Regions from separate parts of the Homo sapiens genome. Here regions 2 and 3 are each linked to region 1. A link is a contact called in ENCODE Hi-C or POLR2A ChIA-PET data. All regions are on one chromosome and are shown on one strand. Each heading gives the region's core, a stretch centred on a gene start or an enhancer-like site at or near the end of the contact. The rest is flanking DNA. Distances are from core to core; before and after follow the strand shown.

Region 1 (2,782 bases), core at 162-2,661:
CATTCTGGAGCTTGCAATGGGTTATGTAAAAGCTTAGATGGGACGGTCTTTTCCTCTCCTCCTGTGGGTTCGTAGTGGGCCCACCTCACTCACTGCTGCAAACAAGCTGCCCCCATTTGAGAGAGAGCTGGAGTGGGGTCTCTAAGCCTCCAGCAACCACTTAGGAGCCATCCTTGATGCCCTGGCAGCTAACTCTTCACATGGAGACCCCGTAGTCCATCCTATCTTGGGAAGACAATGCACACAGGGGGAAGGTAACATCCCCCTCCAGATTCCAGAGGCTCCAAGGAGCCTCTCTCTCTCTTCAAGAAAAGAAATAGTCACTGAGCCACGGGTGGAGGTGAACATGGTTTGGGACCAACAGGCGGCTGGATGGTTTCACCTCCACGGTCATACAATGGTACTGGGAGATGAATGGGGGTAGGGCGATCTAGAATCATTTCAACCTCAACTTACAATGGGGTGGTGCTTGGTAGTTGACTCATTGTGGCCCCATTTAATATTTGCAGTCACCAGTTGGGGTAGGTGTGACTGTTGCTCCCATTTCACAGATTAGGACAGGATAGTTTGCTAGAGGTCACAGGACTAGTTGGGGAAAGGAAAGGGTGTCAGGTAGGATTTTAACCTTAGAGCCTCACGCTTTCTTAGGCTCTTTCAGGGAGACCTTGGGCAAATTCCTTTCTCTCTTGGTGGGGGGGTCTCCATTTCTTATTTGTAAATTAAGGAGTTCTTCCAGTTTGTGATTCTCTGTACTTTAACTTGGATAGGTTTTTTAAAATGGGGATTATGGGAACCCCACTATATTTAAGTAGAGTAGGTCTGGGGTGAGGCCCAGTAATCTGCAGCTTTGAACAAACCCCGGCATCAACAAAACTGGTTGAGATACTCAGGAAAGTTTATGGTGCATGAAAATCTTATTGCGAGCATCCAAAACACATAACACTGAGCTCCATCTGCAGAGATCCTGTTTTGATACCCTTGGTTGGACTGTGGCTGGGTAATTTGCATTTGTCAGAAGTGAGGCCAGTCAGCTGGTCAACCAGTCCTCCTGTCACTCTGTGACCCTCCCCCGGTGTCCGCGGTGCTTCTTTACTTGCATCTTGTGGGAATGACATCTGCGCAGGCAGCCCCTTTTAGCACCGCCCCTGGCACAGGAGCTGAGCTCTTAAAAACCAAGCCCAGCCCTGAGTTTGCAGATACTCAGGGAAGGGGAAGGTGCCTTTCCGCATTTGGTGTAGTCCCGCATTCTGCCATATGATGGCGCCAGAGAACGCGCCTACCGGGATAGGGAGGGGCAAGGAGGCGAGGAAGGAAAAAAAAGAGACAAGTGAAGATTGACATCCATTAAGGCCAATGGTAGCTCAATCTTCTGTTCTCTGACTCCCAAGCTTCCCATTCTCTTAGGAGGCTGCATTTGTGGCGCTAAAAAAAGGGATGGGCGTGGGAGATTCCAGGACTTGTGCTCGCTGAAGATACAACTGTTAGTCCAAGGTAACTCCCGCTCGTAGTGGCTCAACCCTCTTTGTCAATTCACCTTCCTCTAAGTTAACTATGGCTGCTCCACCTGTCTTTAGGGAAACCTACTCCCCATCGCGCTGGGTGTTTTGGAGTTTTTAAAAGCGTCGCGGGGTAAAGTCAGTGTTGTGCTTTTCCTTTTCTCAGCAGGTAAGTATTCCTGGAGCTGACAGCGGGGAGTTGCCGGGCGGGAGTAGGGGTGAAGAGAGAATAGGGAGAGAGATAACAGGTGTGAAGCGTCCCTCAATGCCAGGCATCCTGCTTTGGCACCTTCCAGAAATTTGTCTCAATCATCTTTCTATTGAATTCATTTTCTGTTTCACAGATTAGGAAACCTCAACTAAGTGGCCCAAGGAGAGTCCTTGGATAATTTTAACTTGTGTCAGAAACCAAAGCCCAAGGTCTTTTATTTTGCAGAGGCTGCTTTGGCAGGATTTCAATGCATGCAGGTCCTGCGAATCACTGCTCCTCACTCAATGATCCATCCCGCTGTCCACACATTCATTCACCCATTCATTTCTTAGGGGCTTATCTGCAAGGCGTGGGGCTGGATGATACTAAAAATACAAAAGGGACTCTGATGTAAAGTAGAAGAGACTTTTTAAAAAGATTTACACAGAATTCCGGTGCTCAGCATGGTTTCGATTTTTTTCCCCAACATACTATTGATACCTATTATGTTCCACATAATATGATGGATTCTGAAGATACAGAGATGGGTGAGACCTATCCTTGCCTTTCAGAAGCTCGTTGTCATAGGCAAGAGTAATCTCTGAGGTTTAATTTTAGATATCTATTTTTTAACAAATTGAGCATCAACTCTATATATTCTACTGTAATTAATGTACTAAATAATTAAATATTACACACACTTAATTTCTTATTTTTTAGATGAAGATGAATCTAAGTGGTGGTTCAAGTATGTCCTTTGTCCATCCTAGTGGACCATTTTGGGTGCTTCAGACTGCAACTCTACCCTCCTGTTATGTGCTTGGCTCTATTCCTTCTTTCTGCAGCTCTCTGTCAAATGACAGGCTTTGAGGGAAACCAGTCCTGACCCCTTCCTGTTTTCTCTCCTTTTTACCTGCTCCTATCTGAGGCCTCTTTTCCTATTTATTTGTTGTTCTTTCTCCCTCCATCATCTTCTGTCGTCAAATCATGTGTTGTTTTCATATACTACATCTGAGTTTATAGGGAATATGTTCACAGTTGTTTTAATTTTTGGTTTAGCTTCTGCCTCCCTGCTCCAGAATGTAAGCTTCAAGAA
Region 2 (2,782 bases), core at 120-2,619, 430 kb after region 1:
GATGTTAAGGCCCTTCAGGACCGAGCCCCAATCTTCCTAACCAGCTTCATTCTGTCACTCATCTCTTCACTCCTTTCCCCATGCTTCCTATTCTCCATAATCAACTCAACATACTTAAAATCTAGGCTGGCAATTTTCTATGCTATGCCTAATATCTACTCCCCTTTCCTTGTTTCCTGCCTAATTTATTCTCTATCCTCCTAGTTGGGGAGGGAGTGCTCTTTGGTTCTTCTCTCTTCCTAAAACTCACCATCCTTCTCCATGGCTTTCCAGGCCAAATCCTCTGTCATGTTTTTCAGGGCTGTCCTCTTTTGCTCATCATTTTAATTTGGCTTTTCATCATTCGGATTTTTTTCTCCCACACTCTTGCCCCTATAAGCCCATCTGCCCATAGCAGCTTGAGTACTCATTTAAATAAATATATACCCCATCATGTCACTTTCCTGCGTAAAACTTTCCAGTAGTTTCTCTTTGCAGTGTTGATGCCCTTTAGCCCAAACCACTGGGACAATGTCCACAGTTAGACAAAATTGGGTTTATTGGCTTGTTGCAATGAGGAGAGAGGGCACACGATGGGAGACTTTGGAGCACCCCAGTGAGAAAGTGTTTGTTAGGAGGGATTTGCTGTAGGATTTGGAGTTGGGTTAGTGAATTCTGGTAAGGAATTAATGACGTGTGGCTTTGCTCTGGATTGAGTACTGTCGGAAGAGCAGGGGCAATTCTAAGACTGCATATCTTGGTTTTGTTTTTTAAATCTGAGAGCTGTTCTTTGTTATCCAGGTGGCAATGCTAATCACACACTGACCTGTTGTCTGTGCTCAGCAGTTAGAATAAAATCCAGATCTCTTTCTATACATAATCTTGTCACTAACGAGGAGAAAAAAATGTACTCCTGATGTCCAAAATTGATCTGATGTTTACAGCTCGGTTGCAATATTATTAGAAGCTAGTCTGAGGCTCATAGCCCAGTGAGCCTAAAAAATCTAAACAGTATGATAGAATAACAACCTCAGACAAAGTTACTCGGAGACCATGATAAAATGAAACAAAACAAGGTCACTTCATAATTTTGTCTTGTCTAAGCATGGATAAAAACAAGGTCACGCATGCACAACTCACAAAATACCCATAGAATTGTCCCCACTTTCTGACAGCATCCAATCCAGAGCAAACCTCTGCTTCCTTAGAGCTACCCCCAAATCACCGGAACAAAGCCTAAATCCCATAATAGGTTCTAACACACTCTTACTGAGGCATCTCAGTGTTCCCCAAGGTGTACATTTCTCCTCTTTGCAACAAGTAATAAACCCAACTGTTTAACAGCTGGTGTGTTTTTCAATCTTTGGCTCAAGGGCCTTGGCACAGGCATTGTTCCCCTGCTCACCTGACTAACCTGGCTTCAACCAACTTGGCCTTCCTTCAGTTCCTTGAAGATAGGAAGTTCATTCCTGCCTTGGGGCTCTGCACTTAACATTATCTTTCTCCTACTAAGGCCCACTCATGCCTAGCTCCTTCTCATCAGGGAAATGTAAACTCTTAAGAATTAAAGGAAAGGAAAATGGTAAAGCTTTCTTAAAAATGGCAGAGTAATAATGTAAGGCATACACCAACAATGCCTACAGAACAGGCTATGCTTGTGTTCCAGTCTCTCACACTGGCTGTTGCTAAGGCTTTACTAATGAGAAAACCATAAAAATTAATCTCCCAGTCCAAGTTTTGCTCCCCTTTTGCTTAGATCTTTACTAGCTGAGACATTGCTGGGAAGTTCCTGAGCAGCTCATGATTTGGGTGTAGAGCCATGAGGCCCTAGATAACTGTCCCTGTGGGCTTTCCACTCTTTGCCTTAATGGCCACTACTTTCAGTAATTCTGTATCACCTTTTCCATTTCCTACATAATTCTTATCACCTTCTAAATTATACTATTGTGTGTCGCTGGTCTTCCTCTACCAGAATGCACATTTTAAGAAGTCAGGGACTATGTGTGCTCATCTTTGTCTCCTAGTGCCTCTACCATTTCCACGAATAACTAAAACATATCTTACCTTGAGCATTACAGCATCTTAATGGGTTCCTCTACCTCCAGTCACTCTCACCTCCAATACAGACATAACTGAATTACTTTTCTGAAACAAAGTGTAGATGCTGGCACTCCCCATTCAAAAACCTTTCAAAGATTCTCTCCTCAAGGTGTTGTCACTTCACTCATCTCAACTTGTCTTCTACTGTAGCTCTCAGAGAGCTCTGAACTTCAGTCATGCTGAATGGTCCCAGACGTGCCACATGCTTTTCAGCAGCCAAGCCTTGACAAGTGCAGTGCTGCTTCTTTTATCTAAAATGTTCTTGCCCACTCCTCTCTTGTTTTTTCCTGAGGGCAAAGTCCTAGTCACCCTTCAAGTTCTACTCCCAAATTGCCCCTTTTGAGAGGTCCCCTCTTTGATATTTCCTTCTGTCCTTCCACAGCTTTTTGTTGTCCACATGACACTATTGACTGCACAGACTTCTCTCGCAGTTGATTGCACACCTGCTGTCTTTCCCAAGACCGTATTTCAAGGGCAGAGACCTATCTGCTCTCTGGGCCTTGGTTTCTTCATTTGTAAACCAAAGATCTTTGTACCTACCTCACAGGGTTCTTGTGAGGCGTAAATGAATTAATGCATGCAATTGGAACAATTACTGGAACATAGTAAACACCATATAAATATTTGCTCCTATTATTATTAATTTCTGTACTCTTAGTACTGGCCTAAAGCAGATGTCAATATGTATTGCTGAATTTGGTTG
Region 3 (2,782 bases), core at 115-2,614, 380 kb after region 1:
GGAGACTTAAAGTAGACTTAGATTGCAGACTGACAGCTCTCCCAGCCTCCCCCAGCTCCCTTTCTTTTTGCTTCACAGTCTCCTAATAAATCTCCTGCACATCTAATCCAGTCCAGGAGTTTCAGAAGACCTGGACTAAGGGAGAGAAAGTAGTTCAAGAATGACAACAAGGTCTAGGAAATTGGAATGATGGAGATGACATTTCCTGAATGTATGCCTGCGTGAATAACACTTCCATAGCCTCATAGGTATCCTGGCACTGGTTTGCTGGATGATTTGAATTTGTATTACCTATATGGCTTTGGAGAAAGCCCTTGACAACGTTCAGGACAAAGTGTGCCTGGAGATCCCAGGGCAGTCCCTTGCTCTGGACTTTGCGGACTCCGCTCCGCCAGCAGAGGGCAGCAGAGGTAGCCAAGGCTGCAGAACCAGGATCCCTCCCTGAGAACGCTGAAAGATGATGAGTGCCTCTGAGTTTAAGTTGTTGAGATTTCAGGTGATTTTAGCCTCATGCATAGTATGTATCTATTCACAAAGATTGTGAAATTCACGGATGAAGGAAAAGAGGAGACTTTATTTGCAGAAGGCAAAACAATCCACGGATCTAGGAAACGCTGCCCTGGGGAGAGGGAAAGTGCACTTTGCGCAGAACGGAGGAGGGCTGCTATTTGGTATCTGGGTCGCACACTCAGCCTTACATACATACTAGCAGGGTGGGGAAAAAATGCAAATATGCATGAGGGAAGTCAGGCATTGCACAGTGGAAAACATATATGGAACATACATCCCATATTCACATTTTGGTAGGATTTAACATTAAAATGAAGTGGAATTCGGCCCTTTACATCAAAAGGTAAACTACAGGACATACAGACAATTTTTGAACAATGTCCACAAGCTGACTGAAACTGGCTTAAGGTCTGCAGCTATTGATCAATAAGGAATGTTTATAAGACCCGTCCTCTGTCCAATCTGACTTATGGCAGGACAGCATGGTAGAGGACGGAGCCAGGCAAGGTAGGGAAGAGTGTTGTAGTGTTGTAGGACTTTCTCCTTAGTTCGGCTAAAAGCCAGGTTCTTCTCGCACAACCATGAAAAGTTAGGCTTGCGGACACTCTGCAGGGTGAGAAGGACAGGGTTTATTGGGTGAAAAGGAAAAATGGGGAAACAGGGACTCTCAGCAAAGCGAGAGTCCTGCCAGTGGGCTTCCCACCTCATAGACTGGAATCACCGGGTTACCACCCGGAACAGGAGAAGCCAGGCTCCTCCTCACTGCAAACCAACAGGAAATTCCTCAAGGCTTCACCCGAGTGCGCACTCCTCCCAGTGCGCAGGCCAGTCGGAAGTCCTGCCGGGGAACCCTTTTTACTTGGCTGTCTCAGTAGGCTGGCAACCGGCACTCTGTCAGGGTCAGCTGGGAAATCTTCCAACTGTAGTGTTTTTTGGCAATGCTTTTCAGGTGATAGTTTCTGCGTAATTACCGGGAAAAAAAACCTATGGCAATTAATAACACCGGGATGTGTTACAGATCCCTCATCCTCCTAGCTATGAAATTTTTTGGGTTTATCTCATTTTAGCTACAGGGAGTCCATCTCGTCTTCTGTTGGGGTATATTTTAACTTAGCTAATAAGTGTTGCTTTTTATTAAAACTCAACTACTGGGAAACTGTGACCTCAGGACACTGTGGCCAGAACACTTGTGAATGAGAGAATGACAAGTGGGAGGTCCAACCTGTTCAAGGAAGAGTTCTCAAAGTGGGCACTGCAACAAAAACCAAGTCCATTCCTTAAAGGTGACTTCCTTGTTCCACAGGCATCTCTAATTGTAATAGATTTAAATGTTAAGTCTCCACCCCAAGGTGAACGTGGGACACGTGTATCATGAATGTGTGCTTATCATGCATACATGCAACCCTCCCTTTGCAAGGATTGCAAACACACAGAGAATGATAATGAGGTTTTTGATACTGAATTACTCAAGTGGGGAGGGGAAAGTGCCTGAAAATTATAGTTTGGGGTCACTATTCCCATCTTGTGCCTACTAAGGTTTCCGGTATATAATTACTCAATATTTATTAAGTGAAGAAATGAATTAGTCAAAATGCAGTGAAAAGTAAAATTATTTTAGTTTCATGAATTTTTTAAATTTTTCTATACAATTTATATATTTTGCAGATATGACAGTTACCTAGGGAATGTGGGAACTTTCTATAATATGCATGTTATATAAAGATTTTCTGGCCAGGTGCAGTGGCTCATGGACGTAATCCCAACACTTTGGGAGGCTAAGGTGGGTGGATCACTTGAGGTCAGGAGTTTGAGACCAGCTGGCCAATGTGGTGAAACCCTGTCTCTACTAAAAAATACAAAATTTAGCTGGGCATGGTGGTGCACTCCTGTGATCCCAGGTACTCAGGAAGCTAAGGCAAGAAAATCGCTTGAACCCGGAAGGTAGAGGTTGCAGTGAGCCAAGATTGTGCCACTGCACTCCAGCCTGGGCAACAGAGCTAGACTCCATCTAAAAAAAAAAAAATCTGTAATTAAAAAGAAATTAGAAACCAAAGCTGAATGAAAATCTTGAAATTATGAAAAAGCAAAATAAAACTACAATGCAATTACCTTTTTTTTCTCTCTTTTTAGATTGGTAAAGTGTGAATACATTTGAGGGCATCTGCTATAAAGGAGAGTATGGAGAAATGGGCACTCCTCTAGGTTATTGCCAGGAATGCATGTTTGTACAGCCTTTGAGGGAAGGCAGTTTTAGAAGCCCTGTTTTCATGGG

What was found. A loop is a pair of places that touch in the nucleus more often than their neighbours do. ChIA-PET counts read pairs that join two places held with the same protein, here RNA polymerase II (POLR2A). Pooled maps may share reads with other maps.
Region 2: a map of K562 shows a loop between it and region 1 (4-fold over the local background). The contact joins the enhancer-like site here to the promoter of GLYATL1-AS1 in region 1. A Hi-C loop is called at or near these places in 1 of 168 maps with a recorded cell type or tissue (K562), 2 of 37 single-sample maps with no recorded cell type and 3 of 50 pooled maps. POLR2A ChIA-PET finds 5 or more read pairs at or near these places in 2 of 52 experiments (activated CD4-positive, alpha-beta T cell and activated naive CD4-positive, alpha-beta T cell).
Region 3: a loop to region 1 is called in a map of Caco-2, with 8 times the contacts of the local background. The contact joins the enhancer-like site here to the promoter of GLYATL1-AS1 in region 1. A Hi-C loop is called at or near these places in 1 of 168 maps with a recorded cell type or tissue (Caco-2), 1 of 37 single-sample maps with no recorded cell type and 8 of 50 pooled maps. POLR2A ChIA-PET finds 5 or more read pairs at or near these places in 2 of 52 experiments (OCI-LY7 and T-cell).

Annotation. Positions count from the first base shown.
Region 1 is chr11:59,057,081-59,059,862 of GRCh38, reverse strand. It overlaps GLYATL1-AS1 (GLYATL1 antisense RNA 1), which reads left to right and starts at 1,411. Exons shown (of 6, transcript NR_033853.2): 1 at 1,411-1,491. RefSeq lists enhancers at 1,077-1,336, 1,507-1,576.
Region 2 is chr11:58,631,303-58,634,084 of GRCh38, reverse strand. No RefSeq gene overlaps it. Among named protein-coding and RNA genes, the nearest start is that of CNTF, 10 kb to the right of the region's middle. Within about 2 kb of position 1,369, at least 2 of the 41 ENCODE cell types and tissues checked have a DNase peak (open chromatin) inside an H3K27ac peak, as active enhancers do.
Region 3 is chr11:58,673,358-58,676,139 of GRCh38, reverse strand. No RefSeq gene overlaps it. Among named protein-coding and RNA genes, the nearest start is that of CNTF, 52 kb to the right of the region's middle. Within about 2 kb of position 1,364, at least 2 of the 41 ENCODE cell types and tissues checked have a DNase peak (open chromatin) inside an H3K27ac peak, as active enhancers do.